Regions from separate parts of the Homo sapiens genome. Here region 1 is linked to region 2. Evidence: read pairs that join two places in POLR2A ChIA-PET (ENCODE). Cell type or tissue: OCI-LY7. All regions are shown on one strand. Links, peaks and the distances in the headings refer to the core of each region. The heading gives the core; the rest is flanking DNA. Region 1 overlaps SMURF2 (SMAD specific E3 ubiquitin protein ligase 2). Region 2 overlaps MILR1 (mast cell immunoglobulin like receptor 1).

What was found. ChIA-PET counts read pairs that join two places held together with the same protein. Peaks named below come from ENCODE experiments on the same cell type or tissue, not always from the same donor. Only the 100,000 strongest peaks of a DNase experiment are listed, where the experiment ranks them.
Region 1: POLR2A ChIA-PET joins it to region 2 with 6 read pairs; 2 of 35 experiments call an interaction of 5 or more read pairs at or near these places.

The regions. Positions count from the first base shown.
Region 1 is chr17:64,630,578-64,641,694 of GRCh38, reverse strand. The region is part of intron 1 of SMURF2 (SMAD specific E3 ubiquitin protein ligase 2); the gene reads left to right. Among named protein-coding and RNA genes, the nearest start is that of SMURF2, 26 kb to the left of the region's middle. In OCI-LY7, for the core only: no CTCF peak of the experiment used is centred there; no DNase peak of the experiment used is centred there.
Region 2 is chr17:64,450,735-64,460,654 of GRCh38, reverse strand. MILR1 (mast cell immunoglobulin like receptor 1) reads right to left here. Exons shown (of 10, transcript NM_001085423.2): 3 at 7,789-8,058; 4 at 2,971-3,255. Among named protein-coding and RNA genes, the nearest start is that of MILR1, 6.6 kb to the right of the region's middle. RefSeq lists an enhancer at 3,250-3,309. In OCI-LY7, for the core only: no CTCF peak of the experiment used is centred there; a DNase peak (open chromatin) is centred at 4,214; H3K4me3 peaks cover 1,465 bases; H3K27ac peaks cover 3,072 bases.

The DNA.
Region 1 (11,117 bases), core at 3,056-7,055, 180 kb before region 2:
CTTCAGGTCATGTCAGAGCCTCCATGTGGTCTGTCTACATGGGCTGGTTTATGGCAGCTTTACGGCAGCTACACTGCTAACATGACTGACTCAGGGCACCAGCAGGAATTGTCCAAGGAACAAAGTGAAAGTTACATCTCCTTTTCTGACTTAGCCTAGGAGGTCCTACCTGCATTCTATTGGTTACAAAACAAGTTAGTTACAGGCTATTCTAGATTCAAGGAGAGGGAACATGAACTCCCATATCTTGATAGAAGAAGTTTCAAAGAATTTGCAGCCATTTAAAAAATTGTCACAGGTGGTGGCAGTGGCAGCAGGTGCTGCTACTTTTTGTTTTTTTTGGGGGGTTGGACTATTTATTCTTTGATATATTAATCTAATAGATAAAAATTTTCAGCTTTTATAATTTATTTTATGTTCTACCTTTGAATTTCCAGGAATTTTATTACAGAGCACTTAACAAATGGCATAAAAATTTTCAGCAGCTTCTAGAAGAGTTATGATAGCTTATTAAAGTATAAAATCCATAAATTATTTTGATAAAGGATTATAAAGGTCATAGAGAAGCAGATTGGTAAAAAAGCAGATACTATCTGAATAAAATAATTTATATGAATATGTGAATTTAATTCTTTAATTCTCTGAAATGTTTTTTTTTGGAATGATTTTTGTATTGAAAAAATATTATAATTCAGGGTTAAGAATAAAATGATGTTAGTGCTTCCCTATAGGGTCTGCATTGTTTTTCTTTTTTTTCTTTTTTCTTTTTTTTTTTTTGAGATGGAGTCTCACTCTGTTGCCAAGCTGGAGTGCTGTGGCATGATCTCGGCTTACTGCAATCTCCGACTCCCTGGTTCAGATGATTCTCCTGCCTCAGCCTTCTGAGTAGCTGGGATCACAGGCACCCGCCACCATGCCCAGCTAATTTTTGTATTTTTAGTACAGACGGGGTTTCACCATGTTGGCCAGGATGGTCTTGGTCTCCTGACCTCGTGATCTGCCTGCCTTGGCCTCCCAAAGTGCTGGGATTATAGGTGTGAGCCACTGTGCCCGGCCTCATTGTTTTTCTTTAACCCGTCTATAATCCATTCTCCACAGTATAGCTTCATGAATTAAAAAAGAAAAAAGTAAATTGGATGATTTTACTTCCTTGCTTTAACCCTCCAGTGTCTTTCCATTATACTTTGAATGAAATAGACACTATTTATCCAAGACCTTATATAATCTGCCCCTGTTGACTGGGCTTTCCTTTGCTCATTATGCTTTAGTCACGTGGATTTTCTTTTAATTTCTTGAAAAGGCCAATCTCTTCCACCTCAGAGTCTTTGTATATATTCTTTCTTTTGAAGGAATTTTCTTTCTCTTGTTTCTTCTTATTTTTCTGTGTCAGTTGTATTATCTCAAAGAGTTCCTAAGTAGTCTGTCTAAAGTAGTCTCTACTCTCATTATGCTACCTCCATAATATCCTGTTAACTTCTGAGAACTGAACACAATTTCTTTTAATATTCATTTATTTACCTGTTTACTGTCTTTTTAAAAATAAACTTTTGATTTTAGAATACTTTTAGATGTATAGAAAAACCTGTAAGTCTAAAGATAAGAAAAATCTGTAAATCTAAAGATCTGTAAATCTGAAGATAGTATAGAATTCCTGTATTTCCATAACCAGTTTTCCCTATTAACTAAACTAATCTTACATTAGTATGGTATATTTGTTATAATTAATGAACCAATATTGGTACACTTTTATTAACTAAAATCCATATTTATTCCGATTAGTTTTTACCTAATGCTGCTCATTGTTTTTTAATCCCTATTAGATGGGGAGCACCCACAGGGCAGGGATTGTGTGTGTGTTTCATTTACCTAATGTGATGCCAAACAGTAACGGGTACTTGGGAAGTATTTCTTGAGTGACTACTGGAAAGAAGTCTTAGAGTTTATAGTCTGACTTAAACTTCCCCATTTTAGGTGAGAAAATTGCTTAGGGAGGCATATGTGTCTTCTCCAAGTCCCATGGGTAATTCATGGTATAGCTGGTATTAGACACCACATCTTATGATATCCAGTTGCTATTATCTCTTTGAAACTAATGAACCTTAATTTTCTTTTTTTTTTGAGTCAGAGTCTCGCTCTGTCGCCCAGACTGGAGTGCAGTGGTGCGATCTCAATTTACTGCAACCTCCGCCTCCCGGGTTCAAGTGATTCTCCTGCCTCAGCCTCCCAAGTAGCTGGGATTACAGATGTGCACCACCAGGCTTGGCTAATTTTTGTATTTTTAGTAGAGACAGGGTTTTCCCATGTTGGTCAGGCCGGTCTGGAACTCCTGACCTCAAGTGATCCACTCACCTCAGCCTCCCAAAGTGCTGGGATTACAGGTGTGACTCACCACGCCCAGCCTGAAGCTTAATTTTCAAGACCCAATCTGAGGGTCTGGGAGGGACCCTAGCAATGTGTTCACTTGGTTAATTTTTAAAAAGTTTTATTGGTATATAATATATGAATGAGAAAATTCATAAATATTATAAGTGTGTAGTTTAAGATTTTTCACAAACTGAACACACATATATAACTAGCATCCAGATCAAGAAACAGAACATTGCCAGTATGTGGTCACATATCTTTGAAGAATTTGCAAATGTAAGTTATCTAAACCACAGTCAGCTAAAATTGCCGTCTTTTTACCTGACTTCCCCTTTGTTACACTCTTCCTTATGTTGGGTGGCATTGGAATGGCTGTGGGCACTTTTGGGGTCTGGCTATGGGGAAATTGACTTGGAGAGATATTTAGTTGGATTTTAGCAGGATATGTTTACATGGTTCATAGCCTCTTTGTGTATAGTCAAGGTATTACTAGCCATCCCAGTATGGGAATGGTTTCTAGGAATACTCTATGTCTGTTGTGCTAACTCATGGGGCATTGTGACATAAACGTGCATAGCTAGAGGTTGTCTAGCAATATGAATGTGTCCTATGGCATCTGGCACCCAAAGTGTGTGGTTAGTAGAGGAAAAACAAGGTTTGATGTCAAAAGCCAGTCTGGGGAAAATTCTTTAAGATTTTGTAGCTTTAATGAAAGAGACTTGTTAAGAATTTTCCCAGGTTTGACCATAGTCCTAAAAGTTGATATAACATTATTTATTGATGATGTTCCTGTGCTAAAAGAAAACTTTTCTAAGCCATCAATAACAACAGGCTGAGCGTGGTGGCTTACGCCTGTAATCCCAGCACTTTGGGAGGCTGAGGCAGGCAGATCACTTGAGGTCAGGAGTTTGAGACCAGCCTGCCCAACATGACGAAACACTGTCTCTAATAAAAATACAAAAATTGGTCAGGCGCAGTGGCTCATGCCTGTAATCCCAGCACTTTGAGAAACTGAGGTGAGTGGATCACTTGAGGTCAGGAGTTCAAGACCAGCCTGGCCACCATGGTGAAACCCCATCTCTATTAGAAATACAAAAATTAGTCGGGCTTGGTGGCACATGCCTGTAATCCTAGCTACTTGGGAGGCTGAGGTAGGAGAATCACTTGAACCCAGGAGGTGGAGGTTGCAGTGAGCCGCCAAGATCGTGCCACTGCACTCCAGCCTGGGCAACAGAGTGAGACTCTGTCAAAAAAAAAAAAAAAAAAAAGAAAAAGGAAAAAAAAAAAACTCATGGGAAAGTGTGGTACTGGTGTAAGGATTGAGATATAGATCAATGGAATAGAATAGAAAGTCCAGAAAGAAAATTATACATTTGTGGTCAGTTGATTTTTTTTTTTTTTTTTTTTGACTAGGGCGCCAAAACCATTCAATGGGGAAAGATTAGTCTTTTTAAAAAATGGCATTGGGACCGGGTTCTGTGGCTCACACCTGTAATCCCAGCACTTTGGAAGGCCAAGGTGGGTGGATCATTTGAAGTCAGTAGTTTGAGACCAGCACGGTCCACATGGTGAAACCCTGTCTCTACTAAAAATACAAAAATTAGCCAGGCATGGTGGCACACGACTGTAGTCTCAGCTACTGGGGAGGCAGAGGTGGGAGAATCGCCTGAACCTGGGAGGCAGCAGTTACAGTGAGCCAAGATCGCACTATTACACTCCAGCCTGGGCAACAGAATGAGACTCCGTCTCAAGAAAATAATAATAATAATAATGTGTTGGACCAACTGGATTTCCACATGCAAAAGAATGAAGTTGAACCTCTACCTCATGCCATATATAAAAATTAACTCAAAGTGGATTAAAGACTAAATGTAACAATGCAAGCCATAAGACTCTTAGATGGATGGCTGGGTGTGGTGGCTCACACCTGTAATCCTGGCACTTTGGGAGGTCGAGACGAGTGGTTGTTTGAGGCCAGGAGTTCGGGACCAGTCTGGCCAACATGATGAAACCCCGTCTCTACTAAAAATACAAAAATTAGCCAGGAATGGTGGCAGGCACCTGTAATCTCACTTACTTGGGAGGCTGAGGCAAGAGAATCGCTTGAACCTGGGAGGCGGAGATTGTAGTGAGCCGAGACCGTGCCACTGCACTCCAGCCTGGGTGACAGAGCAAGACTGTGTCTCAAAAAAAAAAAAAAATCTCTTAGATAGAAACACAAGACTTTGGATTGGATTCTGTCAATTTAAACAAAAATCTTATTTATTTATTTTTGTAAAGATGAGGTCTCACTCTGTTGCCCAGACTGGTCTCGAACTCCTGGGCTCAAGAGATCCTCTTGTCTCGGCCTGCCAAAGTGACAGGATTACAGGTATTAGCCACTGCACCCAGCCTAGACTCTATCAAAATTAAAAACGTTTGTGTCCAAAAGGACACTAATAAGAAAGCTAAAAGATAACTCATAGAATGAGAGAAAATATTTATAAATTATACCTGATAAGGGTCTAGTATACAGAATATATAAAGAACTCTTTTTTTTTTTTTCTTTTTTTGAGGCGGAGTCTTGCTCTGTCGCCTAGGCAGGAGTGCAGCAGCATGATCTTAGCTCACTGCAACCTCCACCTCCTGGGTTCAAGTGATTCTTCTGCCTCAGCCTCCTGAGTAGCTGGGACTACAGGTGCACACCACCATGCCCAGCTAATTTTTTTTTTTTTTTTTTTTTTTTTTTGAGGCAGAGTCTGGCCCTGATGTCCAGGCTGAGTGCAGTGGCATGCAATCTCGTCTCACTCAACCTCCACCTCCTGGGTTCAAGCGATTCTCCTGCCTCAGCCTCCCGCGTAGCCGGGATTACAGGTGTGTGCCACCACGTCCAGCTAATGTTTATATTTTTAGTAGAGATGGAGTTTTGCCATGTTGGCCAGGCTGGTCTTGAACTCCTGATCTCAGGTGATCCACCAACCTCAGCCTCCCAAAGTGCTGGGATTACAGGTGTGAGCCACCGCACCCGGCCTTAAGGAACTCTTAAAACTCAACAATAAAAGGACAAACAATCCAGTTAAAAAATGGGCAGCTAGCCAGATGTGTTGGCACATGCCTATAGTCTCAGCTACTTGAGAGGCTGAGGTGGGAGGATCCCCTGAGAACAGCCTGGGCAGCATAGTGAGACCACATTTCAAAAAAAAGGGCAAAGGGTTTGAATAGACAGTTCTCCAGAGAAGATATATCAGTGGCCAAAAAGCACATGAAAAGATGCCCAATATCATGAATCATTAGGGAAATGAAAATGAAAACCACAATGGGATACTACTTCACGACCACTAGAAGGGCTATAATAATGGGAAAATAACAAATGTTAGCAAAGATGTGGAGAAATTGGAACCCTCATACATTGTTGGTGGGAATGTAAAGTAGTTCAACCACTCTGCTAAACAGTTTGTGGCAGTTTTTCAGAAAAATTAAACATAGTTACTACATGACTCAGCAATTCCATTCCTAGGTACATACATAAGAGAACTGAAAACATATGTTCACACAAAATCTTGTGCATAGTAGCATTATTCATAACAGCCAAAATAGTTGGGTGGAAACAACTCAGATGTCTGTCAACTGAATGGATAAACAAAATATGGCATATCTATACAATGGAATATTATTCAGCCATAAAAGGGAATAAAGTGCTGATGATGTATGCTATAGTATGGATGAGCTCAAAAAATTAGGTTGATTGAAAGAAGCCAGACACAAAAAGCCATATTGTTTAATTCCACTTGGCAAATCCATAGACAGAAGGTAGATTTTCAGGTTGCTAGGGGATGGGGGAGGGAAGATGGGGAGTGACTGCTAACAGGTAGTATGGGGGTTGTTTTGGGGTGATGGAAATGTTCTGGAATTAGATATTGGTGATGGTTGTACAGCACTGTGACTATGCTAAAAATTATTGAATTATACAGTTTAACTTGGTGATTTTCATGTTATGTGACTTTTATTATTTATTTATTTATTTTGAGACCTAGTCTCGCTCTGTCGCCCAGGCCAGAGTGCAGTGGTGTGATCTCGGCTCACCGCAACCTCCACCTCCCTGGTTCAAGCAATTCTCGTGCCTCAGCCTCCCAAGTACCTGGGATTACAGCTGTGCACCACCACGCCCAGCTAATTTTTGTATTTTTAATAGAGATGGAATTTCACCATGTTGGCCAGGCTGGTCATGAACTTCTGGCCTCAAGCGATCCACTCACCCTGGCCTCCCAAAGTGCTGAGATTACAGGTGTGAGCCACCATGCCTGGCCTTATGTGACTTTTATCTGGAAACAAATGGGAAAAAAACTTGTCATAACAAATATTATTATTATTATTATTAGGTTATGATGTTTGTGGCTTTTGCCAGTTTGTTAAAATTTATGATTTATTTTCTCATTCTAAATTGAATATTGGCTGTCAATACCCAATTCTGTGCTCTTAAAATGGAGCCTCCAAACTCTGTAAACTCCAGGCTTCATGAAATCTGAATGCACCCAGGATATGTATTAGCATCAGATAAAAATCATTCAAGGACTGTGTCTTCTTTTTAAGCTTGAATTGAACAAATATGTTTATTTCTGCTCTGTCCCCAAGCCCCATTCACAGTGAGTAAGAGAATGAAAACAGCATAAATCTGCAAGAGCAGAAAGAACAGGAGACAGTAAATAAGTGGTATAAAAAAACTTCAGGGAAATGGAAGGTGGTTGGAGTAGATTAATTAGCTGAGAAAGTGGAATATAAAATATCTACAGAGGCGGATACCAATTCCTTGCATGATTCTAGCCAGTTCATATCACCTATCTCTAGGAAGACTCAGGAATTGAAGGTGCCAGGTATCTCTGAGGGTGCAAGCAAGATGTGAAGCTGAAAGCAGGAAATGGTTTAAAGTCAGTGGAAAGTTCTATACATGCCTCATCCTAGGCAAGCAGATGAGTGTTCTTACCCAACCTCACAAAAAAGTCAAAGATTTATCTTGTGGAGAAAGCCAGACTGCCTATAGACCCAGGAATACCTGGTGCTGTGGAAGGTGGTAAAGAAATGCCCAGCTGAAAATGAGGGGATTTGCCACATCTTTAAATGGTGAAACTCCCAGCCCCCTTGTATTACTTAGCTCCAAGAATGCTAGCAGCCAGTTATTCTCTTTTTGTTTTTGTTTTTTGTTTTGAAACAGTCTCACTGTCGCCCAGGCTGGAGTGCAGTGGTGGGATCTCGGCTCACTGCAACCTCCAGCTTCTGGGTTCAAGCTATTTTTGTGCCTCAGCCTCCCAAGTAGCTGGGATTACAGGCGCGCACCACCACACCTGGCTAATTTTTGTATTTTAGTAGAGACAGTTTCGCCATGTTGGCCATGCTGGTCTCAAGCTCCTGACCTCAGGTGATCTGCCCACCTCGGCCTCCTAAAGTGTTGGGATGACAGGCATGAGCCACCACACTCAGCCTATATAAATTTTATGTTTTTACAGTAACTTTGTATGGAGAGTATAAAACTCTTCACAACATTTTTTTGGGGGGTGGGGGGCTAATCTCTTGGTAGTTGCCTGTGTTTATAAGTTACCTCTAAAGTTTAGAATTGAAAGTTGTTTGGTGTTTTCAGCATATTATTGAAGGCTCAGAATTGTAGGGACCAGAATTATTACTGATTCTCTAATGCCTCTAATCAACTGAAGTTGTAAGATAATTCATGTTATGTGAAAAACAAACCAATGATGCTAGTTGAATCCTGGAATTTAAACTTGCAACAAAGTGAATATGACATATTTAATGGTTATTCTTACTATATTGTATTGTAAATATATGGTAAAGGGATTTATGTATTTATTTTTACCCAGCTAATAAACATTTTCACCTGGGATGGAATGATACCGGTGTGGGTATGGAGGGTTTAAGTGGAAAGGGAGTGTTCTTTCTCTGTTTTTATACTCTGCTTTCTCTTTGAAGTTGTTCTTTCCTCTATTTGATTTTGAGGGACCCTGATTGACTCCCAGTACCTGGATATAGAAGAATCTATAGGTAGAGATCTGTTTTTTTGTTTTGTTTTGTTTTTGAAACAGGGTCTTGCTTTGTCACCCAGGATGGAGTACAGTGATATGATCATGGCTCACTGCAGCCTCGGCCTCCTGGGCTCAAGCCATCCTCCCACTTCAGCCTCCCAAGTAGCTGGGACTATAGGTGCGTGCCACCACGCCTGGCTAATTTTTGTGTTTTTATAGAGACAGGGTCTCCTCAGGTTGCCCAGGCTGGCCTCGAACTTCTGGGCTCAAGCTATCTCCCTGCCTTGGCCTCCCAAAGTGCTGAGATTACAGACTTGAGCCACCACATGCAGCCTCTACCTTCTGTTATAACAATAAATACTGTGTATCCCTATTTGCAAAGTTTTAAGAAACTCTTTACCTAAGTCATCTCACTTAATCCTCAAAATAATACTCTGAAGTAGGCGAGTACAAATACTATCATATTGTCATCAGAAAACACTGATCTCAGAGAGGTTAAGTCATTTGTCCAAGGGCTCACAGCCCTTCTCTTAAGCGTGGGAAGCTGGAATTTGAAACCAGATGTGTTTTATTCCTGTCTCTAAGCTCTGTGTTACACTGTCTTCCTAAATTGTTTAGGTCTCTTGACAGAAGTCTGGAGGCCTTTGAACAGTTTTTTTCCCCAAGACTTGTCTCATTTTCCCCTTCAGCTGAAAAGAGAATATAGGAAGCATTTGTAACTTCCTTAAGACCAGGTTTTAGGTCAAATAGGCTGACTATGTGTTTTGAATTAAGAGAAGTTTTTGTTTGTTTGTTTCCTGCCCATCTCTCTTTCCCACAGCTGCCCTGAGTATAAGTCAATTGGAAATGGATTTGGTTTAATAGACACACATTTCCTGGGAGGGTTGATGTTAGGAGTGTGTAGGGGCATGGTCAGTTATTAACCATGTGGTGTGGATTGCACGACACTTTGGCCAGTCTAGCTCCGGACATCTGAGCTAATGTATAAATTTGTGATTGATGTGGCAAGTCAAAATTTCTGGAGATTAAAATTTAGCTTTGCTTCCTCCCACCCACCCCTTTTTAAAAAGAGGTGGTGGCTTATGCCTGTAATCCCAGCACTTTGGGAGGTCGAGGTGGGCAGATCATTTGAGGTCAGGAGTTTGAGACCAGCCTGGTCAACATAGTGAAACCCCGTCTCTACTAAAAATACAAAAATTAGCTGGGTGTGGTAGTGAGCGATTGTAATCCCAGCTACTTGGGAGGCTGAGGCAGGAGAATTGCTTGAACCCGGGAGGCAGAGGTTGGCAGTGAGCCGAGATCGCAACATTGTACTCAGCGTGGGCGAGTGTGCCTCTGTCCACCCCCCCCCCCCCCCCCCCGCAAAAAAAGAGAGTCTTAGAATAATACTAGGGTGGTGGGTGGTTAATAGATGTTGAGAGGCAGATATGATAGCAAAGTGCAGTTTTGCTGACCCCATGTTGCTGATCCTGTCTGGTGTTTAATGAGCTAATCCATATAACGTGCATAAGCACCATGTCTGAGAAGTAGTAAATGCTCAATGCATATTAATTATTGTGTAAATATTTCTTACATCCAATAAAAAGTGTGAAAATGAGGGCAGAGGTGGAATTAGGGTCATGTCAAATTTCTGTTTTTTGTTTGTTTCATGGTGTTTTGTTTTTTGGGAGGGGGTGTTTAAGTGCATTTTATGTTCTGAGAGAGGAGATTTTAGGAGCTGGGCTGGTTTTCAAAGATGACCAGTCAAGGTGTGTTCCTCACCTGTGAAGGTTAGTTAATTCTCCTCTCTGGACTCTGGAACTTTGTCCTATTAAGTACTCTTTTTATCTTCTTTCAGAATTTAAATATCCACATGTGTCTCTCATCTTTAAAGTCCTTTCTTAGCCCATTTCCTTCAACCCCTGCATTTCTTCATTTTAGGTCTGACCTTTACAAAGAGTAGTCTGCTCTTGTGATGTGTATCCTTGTTTTCATCTCTCTGTCTCTCTCTCTCTGTCTCTCTCTCTCTCTCTCTCTCTCTCTCTCTCTCTCTCTCTCTCTCCCCCCCCCCCTCTCTCCCCCCCACCTCCATTCCTCCCTCCCTCTCCACCCCACCTCACCCCCGTCCCTCTCTCCCTTTTTTTGACCTGAGTAGCTGGGACTACAGGCACACGCCACCACACCCGGCTAATTTGTAAATTTTTTGTAGAGATGGGGTCTTGCCATGTTGCCCAGGCTGGTCTTGCACTCCTGGACTCAAGTGATCCTCCTGCGTTGGCCTCCCAGAGTGCTGGGATTACAGCATGAGCCACTACACATGACCTTCACCTTTCATTTATGCACTAACCCAGCCTTTGCCCACTACTCTTATGAAGCTGCTCTTAGGGAGGATACTAGTGCTCTAACTGATGAAACAGACTTTTCTGACTTGACCTTACCACTGCATTTGACTAATAGTTGCTTTTCAAGGACTCCCTAGAGATAATTGAGTGCTGGTTGAAAAGTAGGGCCTTCAAGGATATGTTTTAAGTTCTCCGCAATGATATAAAGGACAGCCCTTAGCTGGAGCCTTCAAGAAGTTTGTATAGGAACTTGTTCTTATCCTTATCAGTTCAGCTAATGAGAGGCAAATTCTGAGAGGCAAAATTCTTATAATTTTCTAAGGATAGTTATAAAACCTTTTTCTGCTAAAATTGTTTCAACTCTGGGTGGACTGTCATTTGTCCCCTTGCCCCCAGTAGTTGTCCCCAGTAGAGCCTTTAAATA
Region 2 (9,920 bases), core at 1,726-5,725:
AAAGTTCTTGACTGGGCGTGGTGGCTCACACCTGTAATCCCAGCACTTTCGGAGATCAAGGTGGGAGGATTGCCTGAGGCCAGGAGTTTGAGACCGGCCTGGGCAACATAGTGAGGCCCTGTTTCTACAAAATAAATAAATAAATAAAAATTAGCCAGGTGTGATGGCATGTGCCTATGATCCCAGCTACTCAGGAGGCTGAGGCAGGGTGATCGCTTGAGCCCGGGAGGTGGAGACTGCAGTGAGCTATGATTGTGCCACTGCACTCCAGCCTGAGGGACAGAACCAGACCCTGTCTCTATAAATAAGTTAATAAATAAACAAAAATAGGTTGAGCTCAGTGGCTTACACCTGTAATCCTAGCACTCTGGGAGGCCAAGGCAGGTAGATCACCTGAGGTCAGGAGTTTGAGACCAGCCTGGCCAACATGGTGAAACCCTGTCTCTACCCAAAATATAAAAATTAGCTGGGCCTGGTGGCGCGTGCCTGTATTTCCAGCTACTTGGGAGGCTGAGGCATGAGAATCGCTTGAACCCAGGAGGCGGAGGTTGCAATGAGCCGAGATCGTGCCATTGCACTCCAGACTGGGTGAGTGAGACTCCATCTCAAATAAATAAATAAATAAATAAATAAATAAATAAATAAATAAATAAATAAATAAAATAAAATAAAATAAAAATAATAAAGTTTAAAAAGTCATGACCAAGCACATCTTCCACAGGGGCCACCCAAAGAAGAGAAAAGCAGCACAGAATTTAACAGGACGAATACCAGCAACATTTCTGGGGTCATGAGCACCAGAAAAGCCTGGGTGTTTACTGGGCAAGGCCCTGAGCCCTGGCAGCATGTTTCGTGTCATCCAAACAACTGCCAGTTGTTGAGTTTTAGCTGCAGGCCAGACACTGTGTTAGGCACTTCACCTGTGTTGCCTTATTTATCCCATTGGCATCACTCCCATTTTATAGATGAGGTGAGTAAGGCTCAGGGAGGTGAAATGACTTTCCTAAGGTCACACAGCCAGTGAATGGAAGGGCTGTGACTCATAGCCAAGTGCCTGACTCCAGCAGGCTGCCTCACTTGTTAGACCACACTCACTGAATACCAGGGCGTGGGCTCTGTTCTGAGGACCTGGCTGGGTGAAGTGGTCAATGTCCAAGTGTGCCTTGTGCCTTTGCTAACCTAGTTTTTCTTTTCTTTCTTTTTCTTTTTCTTTTTTCTTTGAGACAGGGTCTCGCTCTGTTACGCAGGCTGGAATGCAGGGCACGATGATCACAGCTCACTGCAGCCTCGACCTCTCAGGCTCAAGCAATCCTCCTACCTCATCCTCTGAGTAGCTGAGACCACAGGCATGCACCACCACACCCGGCTAATTTTTTTATTTTCTGTAGAGACAGGGGTTTTGCCATGTTACCCAGGCTGGTCTCAAACTCCTGGGCTCAAGTGATCTGCCAGCCACAACCTTCCAAAATGCTGGAATTACAGGTGTGAGCCACTGCACACGACCTAGTTTTCCTTCTATCCTCCTACCTTGACAAATGCACCTTCAGAAGGACCTGGAAGGTCAGGTTTGAATCTGGAATTCTCAGACTTTCCAGAGTTTGGCATCAGGACGTGGCAGCATGGACAGAACCCACTGAAGTCCCGGGCTGCCCCGCTCCCGACCTGGGCTCTGACCTGCACCCTAAGGGGCCTTGCATGCACGTGGACGCCCCAGCCCACATGTGCAAACACCATCCACACCCCCCATAAACAGCTCCCTTGGCTCAGGTTCAGGGATGCTCATACCCTTACTGTGGGCCACCCTCGGGAGGATGAGCTGGGGGAGAGACTGGTACAGGCCCTGGAAATGGCTTCTGATCTGATTGGGCAGGGGATTTTGGTCCAGGTACCTAGAGTGTGGAGCAGAAAAGTGGGAGTATAGGGTTCAGGTGGCTGCATCCCCACGGCTCCCTGAACCCCTCAGCCTAGGGGAAGGTGCATAGCCTGGAGGTACCAGACCAGAGCCCACTAAACACAGGGCTTGGCCAGAGGCCTCTCTTGCCCTGAGCCAAGGGTGGTGCAGGAGTCTGGACCCATCATCATTAGCAGTGGAGCAATAAACAGCCAAGCAGGAGGGCATGGTATTAGAAATCAGTACAAGATGGCCAGGCACAGTGGCTCACAGCTGTTATCCCAGCATTTTGGGAGGCCGAGGTGGGCAGATCGCTTGGGGCCAGGAGTTCGAGACCAGTCTGGCCAACATGGTGAAAACCCGTCTCTACTGAAAATACAAAAATTAGCCAAGCGTGGTGGCGGGTGCCTGTAGTCCCAGCTACTCAGGAGGCTGAGGCACAAGAATCTCTAGAACCTGGGAGGCAAAGGTTGCAATGAGCTGAGATCACACCACTGCACTCCAGCCTGGGCAACAGAGTGACACTCTGAAAAAAAGAAAAGAAAAGAAAGAAGGAAGGAAGGAAGGAAAGAAGGAAGGAAGGAAGGAGGGAAGGAAGGAAGGAAGGGAAAGAAAGGCAGGCATACAAGAAGGAAGGAAGGAAGGAAGGAAAAGAAAGAAAGGCAGACATACAAATGATGAAAAAACAAAGAAAACTAAAAGACCTGGCAGTTCTAAGACAGATGCAAATTGGAAAGGCAGGGCAGAAAGTTTTGCCACAAGTCCCCCTCCTGCTCCAGTTTCTAGGCCTTTCTGTGGTTCCTTTATGGCAGAAAGCAACCCCATGAGAGTTTGCATGGACTCTACCAAAGAGACCCTTCAAGTGATCTGCCAGCCACAACCTTCCAAAGTGCTGGGATTACAGGTGTGAGCCACTGCACACGACCTAGTTTTCCTTCTATCCTTCTACCTTGACAAATGCACCTTCAGAAGGACCTGGAAGGTCAGGTGGCCATGGTGGGAAATGGGTGGGCAGAGGAGCAGCTGCAGTTTCTGGAAGTGAGTTCAGACCTGGCTGAAAGAACTCAGGTTGCTCTTACCTGTTGAGGGCATGGTGACAGGGTGACTGTATGTTGCATAGTTAGGCAATCTGTTTTTAGCTTCACACCTATACTCTTCCTCTTCTCCAGGATTCTTCTTGGTTAAGTTAAATTCAGCAGGCTCCCTGTCATACTTGGAAATAGCTGGTGATATGGCAACATGGTTTTCAAAGAAAGTGTAATTGATGGGCAGCGAGCCATTGACTGAGAGGCAATGTAATGTTATATGTCGGTCTGTTTCTGTTTGAATGACCATAATGTTCAGCACTGGGGAAGTCACCGGGTCTGGAAGAATGAAAGTGAACATGAAAAGGATAAACAGACTGGGTGTGCTCACTCAGACCACAAATATGAGTGGAACCCTTACTCCACTCCAGGCTGTGGAACCAAGATGAACGACCCCCTTCCTGAGAAGTCAAGAAGCTCACGGCCCACTGGGAAAGGCCAATGGGCATGTGGCCAACCCCGTGCAGTGTGTTGTTAGCCGAGGTTCTCAGCTGAGTGCTGAGAAAGCCAGAGAGTGGAGGGCATCTCTCTGCTTTGAGGAATTGGGGTGCAAGCTTGCCCTTCCTAGAATTCACAATCTATTTATTGTTAATAATGAATATAATTTTGTCAATGATCCAGTTCTAAGTATGAAGCTGAGAAGTGCTTTTTTATGTTTATTTTTTATAGACATAGGGCCTTACCATGTTGGCCAGGTTGGTCTTGAACTCCTGGCCTCAAGTGATCCTCCCACCTTGAATTCCCAAAGTGCTGTGGTTACAGGCAGGAGCCACCACACCCGGCCCAAGAAGTGCTTTTATTCTCAATCCTTGTAAATTTACAGTGGGTTTTTTTAATCCAAAAATATCATTTTCTTTTCAATGTATTTATTTATTCAGAGACAGGGTTTTGCTCTTTCAACCATGCTGGAGTGAAGTGGCACAATTATAGCTCACTGTAACCTCAAACTCCCAGGCTCAAGTGATCCTCCTGCCTCAGCCTCTGTAGCTGGGACTACAGGTGCACACTGCTGGCTAATTTTTAAATGTTTTGTAGAGACAGAGTCTCACTATGTTGCCCGGGCTGGTCTCAAACTCTTGGCTTCAAGTGATTTTCCCACCTCAGCCTCCCAAAGTGCCGGGATTTCAGGTGTGAGCCACCATGCCCAGCCCCAAAAATATCGTTTTCTCCAACTGTACTTTTATTTATAGAACTCAGCTGCACAATTATCTTTCACTTCCTCCAAAGAGCAGGAAGTAACCCTGCTAACTAGATTCAAGAGAAATTCTCAACAGGAAATGGGTCTGCTACACTCTGTTAGATCATAGCCTATTCTATGACCTAACAGAAAAACCCAGCTATACATTTTATTATATATATATATAATGCATTAATAAGACAGTATTATAGGAAAGGAAGAAAAGCTGTTAAGTATCTATCATGTGCCAGGCGTGCCAGTCACATGATCTCATTTGACCTTCACGACAGTCTTGTAGTGTGGATAGTATCATGCCCATTCCACAGATGAACCAACTGTGCTTCAGAGAGATTGAGAAATTTGCCCAAGGTCACACAGCTAGTAAATGGCCGAGTTGGGACTGACTTCAAGAGTCCACACTTAAAAACAATTTTTTTTTTATTTACTTTCTTTTCTGTTTTGAGACGGAGTCTCACTCTGTCACCCAACCTGGAGTGCAGTGCCACGATCTCAGCTCATTGCAACCTCTACCTCCCAGGTTCAAGCAATTCTCCTGCCTCAGCCTCCCAAGTAGCTGGGGATTACAGGTGCCCACCACCATGCCTAGCTAATTTTTGTATTTTTAGTACAGACAGGGTTTCACCATGTTGGCCAGACTGGTCTTGAACTACTGACCTCAAGTGATCTGCCCCCACTCAACCTCCCAAAGTGCTGGGATTACAGGCGTGAGCCACTGCAGCCGGCCCTGTGTTCTCTTTAAACATTTGATGAGTGAGCACTTTGGGAGGCCGAGGTGGGCAGATCACGAGGTCAGGAGATTGAGACCATCCTGGCTAACATGGTGAAACCCCGTCTCTACTAAAAATACAAAAAAAAAAAAATTAGCCAGGCGTGGTGGCAGGCGCCTGTAGTCCCACCTACTCGGGAGGCTGAGGCAGGAGAATTGTGTGAACCCGGGAGGCAGAGCTTGCAGTGAGCCGAGATGGTGCCACTGCACTCCAGCCTGAGTGACAGAGCAAGATCCATCTCAAAAAAAAAATTTTTTTTTGATGAGTGAATCAGTGATTAATGAATTTGTGTTTATGGCTCATAGTTTCAACCCTTACTGGGTTGGAGACAACACTATGTTTTAGGCCTCATTAAAAACCCAGTAGTACAATTGCTTGCATGGAGTAGGTACTCCGTAGTGCCTATTGATCTGGCCTAACTGAAGATGATACAGTTTTATAATCTACCAAGATAGTTTTATTACCAGACTGTGTAATTACCCTAACAAATTGCAGGAAGGTCGTGCACAAAAAACATATGAACTGATGGGCTTATTGCTGAGTGCAGCAGGAGTCTGACCACTAGAGAATACCATCAGCTGTGTTCCTGCCCTCACATATCCATCGTATTCCAGTACCATGTTTGCAGGGATTTTCCCCCTCCTTCTTCCTTTTCCTTTCACAAGGAATATACTCAGTTTATGTCCAAAGATCATTGGGATTTTTTTTTTCTTGAGACAGGGTCTCTCTCTGTCACCCAGGCTGCAGTGCAGTGGTGCAATCACAGCTCACTGCAGCCTTGAACTCCTGGGCTGAGGCAATCCTCCCAACTCAGCCTCCTGAGTAGTTGGCACTATAGGCACGCCACCACGCTCAGCTACATATATATATTTTTTAACTTTTTGTAGACACACAGTCTCCACATAGTTCCCAGGCTGGTCTCAAACTCCTGGGCTCAGGTGATCCTCCCGCCTCAGCCTCACAAAGTGCTGGGATTACACCTGTGAGACAGCGCACCTGGCCAAGATAATTGGTTCTAACCTGGAGTCCGTAGCATTCTCTAAAACCTTATGCAGAAATTTGTATACGTAGTTTTATGAGCATTTCTCTGGAGAAGATATTCATTGCTATCATTGGATTATTAAGACAGTTATAACCTAAAAAGCTAAGAATCACTGAGCTACAGCAATGTCACCCAGTAGAACTTTCTGTGATGATGGGAATGGTCTACATCTGTGTTGTCCAATGTGGCAGCCACCAGCTACAGGTGTGGCTATCAAAGCCTTGAAATGTAACTGAGACTGTGGAGGGAAATTTTTTATTTCATCTAATTTTAATTGACTTGATTTTAATTATGGCACGTGCTTGTAATCCAAGCTATTCAGGATGCTGAGGTGGGAGGATCTCTTAAGAACAGGAGTTTGAGGCTGCAATGGGCTTTGATTGCCTGTGAGTAGCCTCTGCACTCCAGCCTGGGTGACATAGGCTATTAAATAAATAAACGTTGGCCAGGAGCAGTGGCACACGCCTGTAATCCCAGCACTTTGGGAGGCTGAGGTGGGTGGATCACCTGAGGTCAGGAGTTAAGACCAGCCTGGTCAACATGGTGAAACCCCATCTCTATTAAAAATACAAAAATTAGCTGGGCATGGTGGTGCATGCCTGTAATCCTAGCTACTCGGGAGGCTGAGGTGGGAGAATTGCTTGAACTCGAAAGGCGGAGGTTGAAGTGAGCTGAGATCGCACCACTGCACTCCAGCCTGGGTGACAGGGCGAGACTCCATCTCAAAAAAAGAAAAAAAGAAATAAAATAAAACAAAATAAACAAATAAGTTTAAACAGTACCGTACTGGATAGCATAGACATAGAGGACCACTCAAGAGTTATCAGGAAGTCAGGGTCCCTACGCTTTGAAGACTCCAGGTATAACATACATGTGTTACCTAGAAGCCTTCTCTCCTCCCACAGGAGTCCATTATCAAGGTCACCTTCACGGATGAGGCCCTTAATGCTAGGCAGTAACAGGCTTGGGGTAGGAAAATGGGACAGAAAAACACAGAAGTAGTGAGATGTGGCTAGGCAGGAAGAGTGCTAGCGGATGGGGCCCCTGACACTAAGGAAGCGGTGGGAAAGGCGTGAGGCTTTGAAGACCCTCTCCAAGGGGCCCAAGGCTTCAGAAAAAAAAAAAAAAAAAAAAAGCGATTTTTGCCCACACAATGGGAATCACAGAATAAAGTTTCTAGAAAAGACCTCCACAATTATTGTTGAGATATAAGACTTTTGCCTAAAGATATAAGACTATTATCTGACATGGTCGAAAGTCTTTGAAAGAGAAGGTGAAACGGAATGATTAAGAATAGAGAACTCACTGGGCATGGTGGCTTACATCTGTAATCCCAGCATTTTGGGAGGCTGAGGCAGGCGGATCACCTGAGGTCAGGAGTTCGAGACCAGCCTGACCAACATGGTGAAACCTCGTCTCAAGTAAAAATACAAAAATTAGCCAGGCGTGGTGATGGGTGCCTGTAATCCCAGCTACTTGGGAGGCTGAGGCAGGAGAATGCCTTGAACCCAGGAGGTGGAGTTTGCAGTGGACCATGATTTCACCACTGTACTCCAGCCTGGGCAACTGAGTGAGACTCTGTTTCAAAAAAAAAAAAAAGAATAGAGATCTCAAAAATTAAAAAATTAAAAGATACTTCCTGTTGACCAGGTCTAAAAATAAATAAAAAATAAAAAAAGAATAAAGCTCGCAGTAACATACTTTCCAGGTTCTTAAGTGTTCACAAGGATCATGGAGAGCCCCTCATAGAACCAGAAAGCACCCTATAAATTATAGGGGCTCCAAGGAACAGGCACTCTACTTACCGACAATCGTGAAGCTGAAGTCACGACTGTATTTTGAACAGCTGGTAACTTGGGCTTTGCATTTGTAGGGGCCTGATTCATGGGCTTCTGTGATGCTTAGGTTAAAAATCGCAGGTTCACCTTTTCCATCCTGGGTTCCCAGGTGTGTCTTACGTCGAAACAATGAATAGGTGATCTGCAGTGATTTGTTCTTATGGGAACAAAACATAGATACATTTTGACCCTTCATAACCACCTTAGTCTTTGAGTCCAAACATGGAGAAGGGAATTCTGAAAAACAAAATGACACAAGAAAAAGTCCTTCTTAAGATCCTGGCCGGGCAAGGTGGTTCACGCCTGTAATCCCAGCACTTTGGGCGGCCGAGGCAGGTGGATCACTTGAGGCCATGAGTTTGATACCAGTCTGGGCAACATGGCAAAACCCTGTCTCTACTAAAAATACAAAAATTAGCTGGCATGGTGGTGGGCACCTGTAATCCCAGCTACTCAGGAGGCTGAGGCAGGAGAATTGCTTGAACTAGGGAGGCGGAGGTTGCAGTGAGCCAAGATCATGCCACTGCACTCCAGGCTGGGTGACAGAGTGAGACTACCTCAAAAAATAAAAATAATAATAAATAAAAAGTTCTTGAAGTTGGGTGTGGTGGTTGACGCCTATAATCCTAGCACTTTGGGAGGCTGTGGTGGGAGGGTCACTTGAGGTCAGGAGTTCGAGAACAGCCTGGGCAACAAGTGAGACCTCGTCTCTAATTTTTAAAAAACAAAACAGAACAAAAAAAAAAAAAAACATAGCTGGGACCAATGGATGGCTTGGGTGGAAGACAGATTTAGACTCTTCAAAAATGCTTTTAAAAATGCAGTAAACTCTCCTCCCACTCTTTGATCTGGACAATTAACATTTTCTCAGTCTTATATAAGCTCAACTTTTTTTTTTTTTTGAGACAGAGTCTCACTCTGTTGCCCAGGCTGGAGCGCAGTGGCACCATCTTGACTCACCACAGCCTCCACCTTCCAGGCTCAACTGATCCTCCTGCCTCAGCCTCCTGAGTAGCTGAACTATAGGCACACACCACCATGCCCAGCTAATTTTTGTAGTTTTGGTAGAGACAGGGTTTCACCATGTTGTCCAGGCTCGTCTTGAACTCCTGACCTCAAGTGACTGCCTGCTTCAGCCTCCCAAAGTGCCGGGATTACAGGTGTGAGTCACTGTGCCCCGCCATATAAACTCAACTTTAAGACAAGACCTAAACTACCTTTCCAACCAAATAGCCATCCCTAAGTTTTTTTTATCTAGGAATGCTAGAGCTTTTGTGGCCAGTAAACATGAAAAAGATGCTCAACTTCACAAGTAATGAGGCAACTGCAAATTAAAACAACACTGAGATATCATTTTTCACTCATCAGATTGGTACAAAGTTTAAAAATGATTGGCCAGGCATGGTGGCTCATGCCTGTAATCCCAGCAATTTGGGAGGCTGAGGCAGGCAGATCTCTTGAGTCCAGGAGTTCGAGACCAGCCTGGGCAAATGGTGAAACCCTGTCTCTACTAAAAATACAAAAATTAGCTGGGCATGATGGTGCGTACCTGTATGGCACTACTCAGGAGGCTGAGGTGGGAGGATCAATTGAGCTTGGAAGGTCGAGGCTGCGGAAAGCTAAGATCGCACCACTGCACTCCAGCCTGGGCGACAGAGCAGAGACTCTGTCTCAAAGAAAGAAAGAAAAAAAAAAACCCTAAATAAAATTTAAAAGTAAAAGTGATTATATCCACCACTGGGGAGTGGGTGGGGAAACTCACCCACCGTTGGTGACTGATAGGATACGATCAGCCTTGTTGGGAGGGCAACTTAGCAGGGTCTGTAACAATTTAAATGTGTATGCCCTATGACCTTGCAATTTCAATTCTAGAATTTCATTCTACAGAGATGCTTTCAAGCTCTCATGCATCCACAAAGGACGTTGTGTACAAGGATGTTTATTGTAGCATTGTTTATATTGCCCCCAAAAAGCAGGGCAATAAATAAGGATGGTTAAACGAATCATGGCTGAGTCTTAAAATACCATGCAGCTGTTGAAAAAGAGGAGCTAAGGCTGGTGTGGTAGCTCATGCCTGTAACCCCAGCACTTTGGGAGGC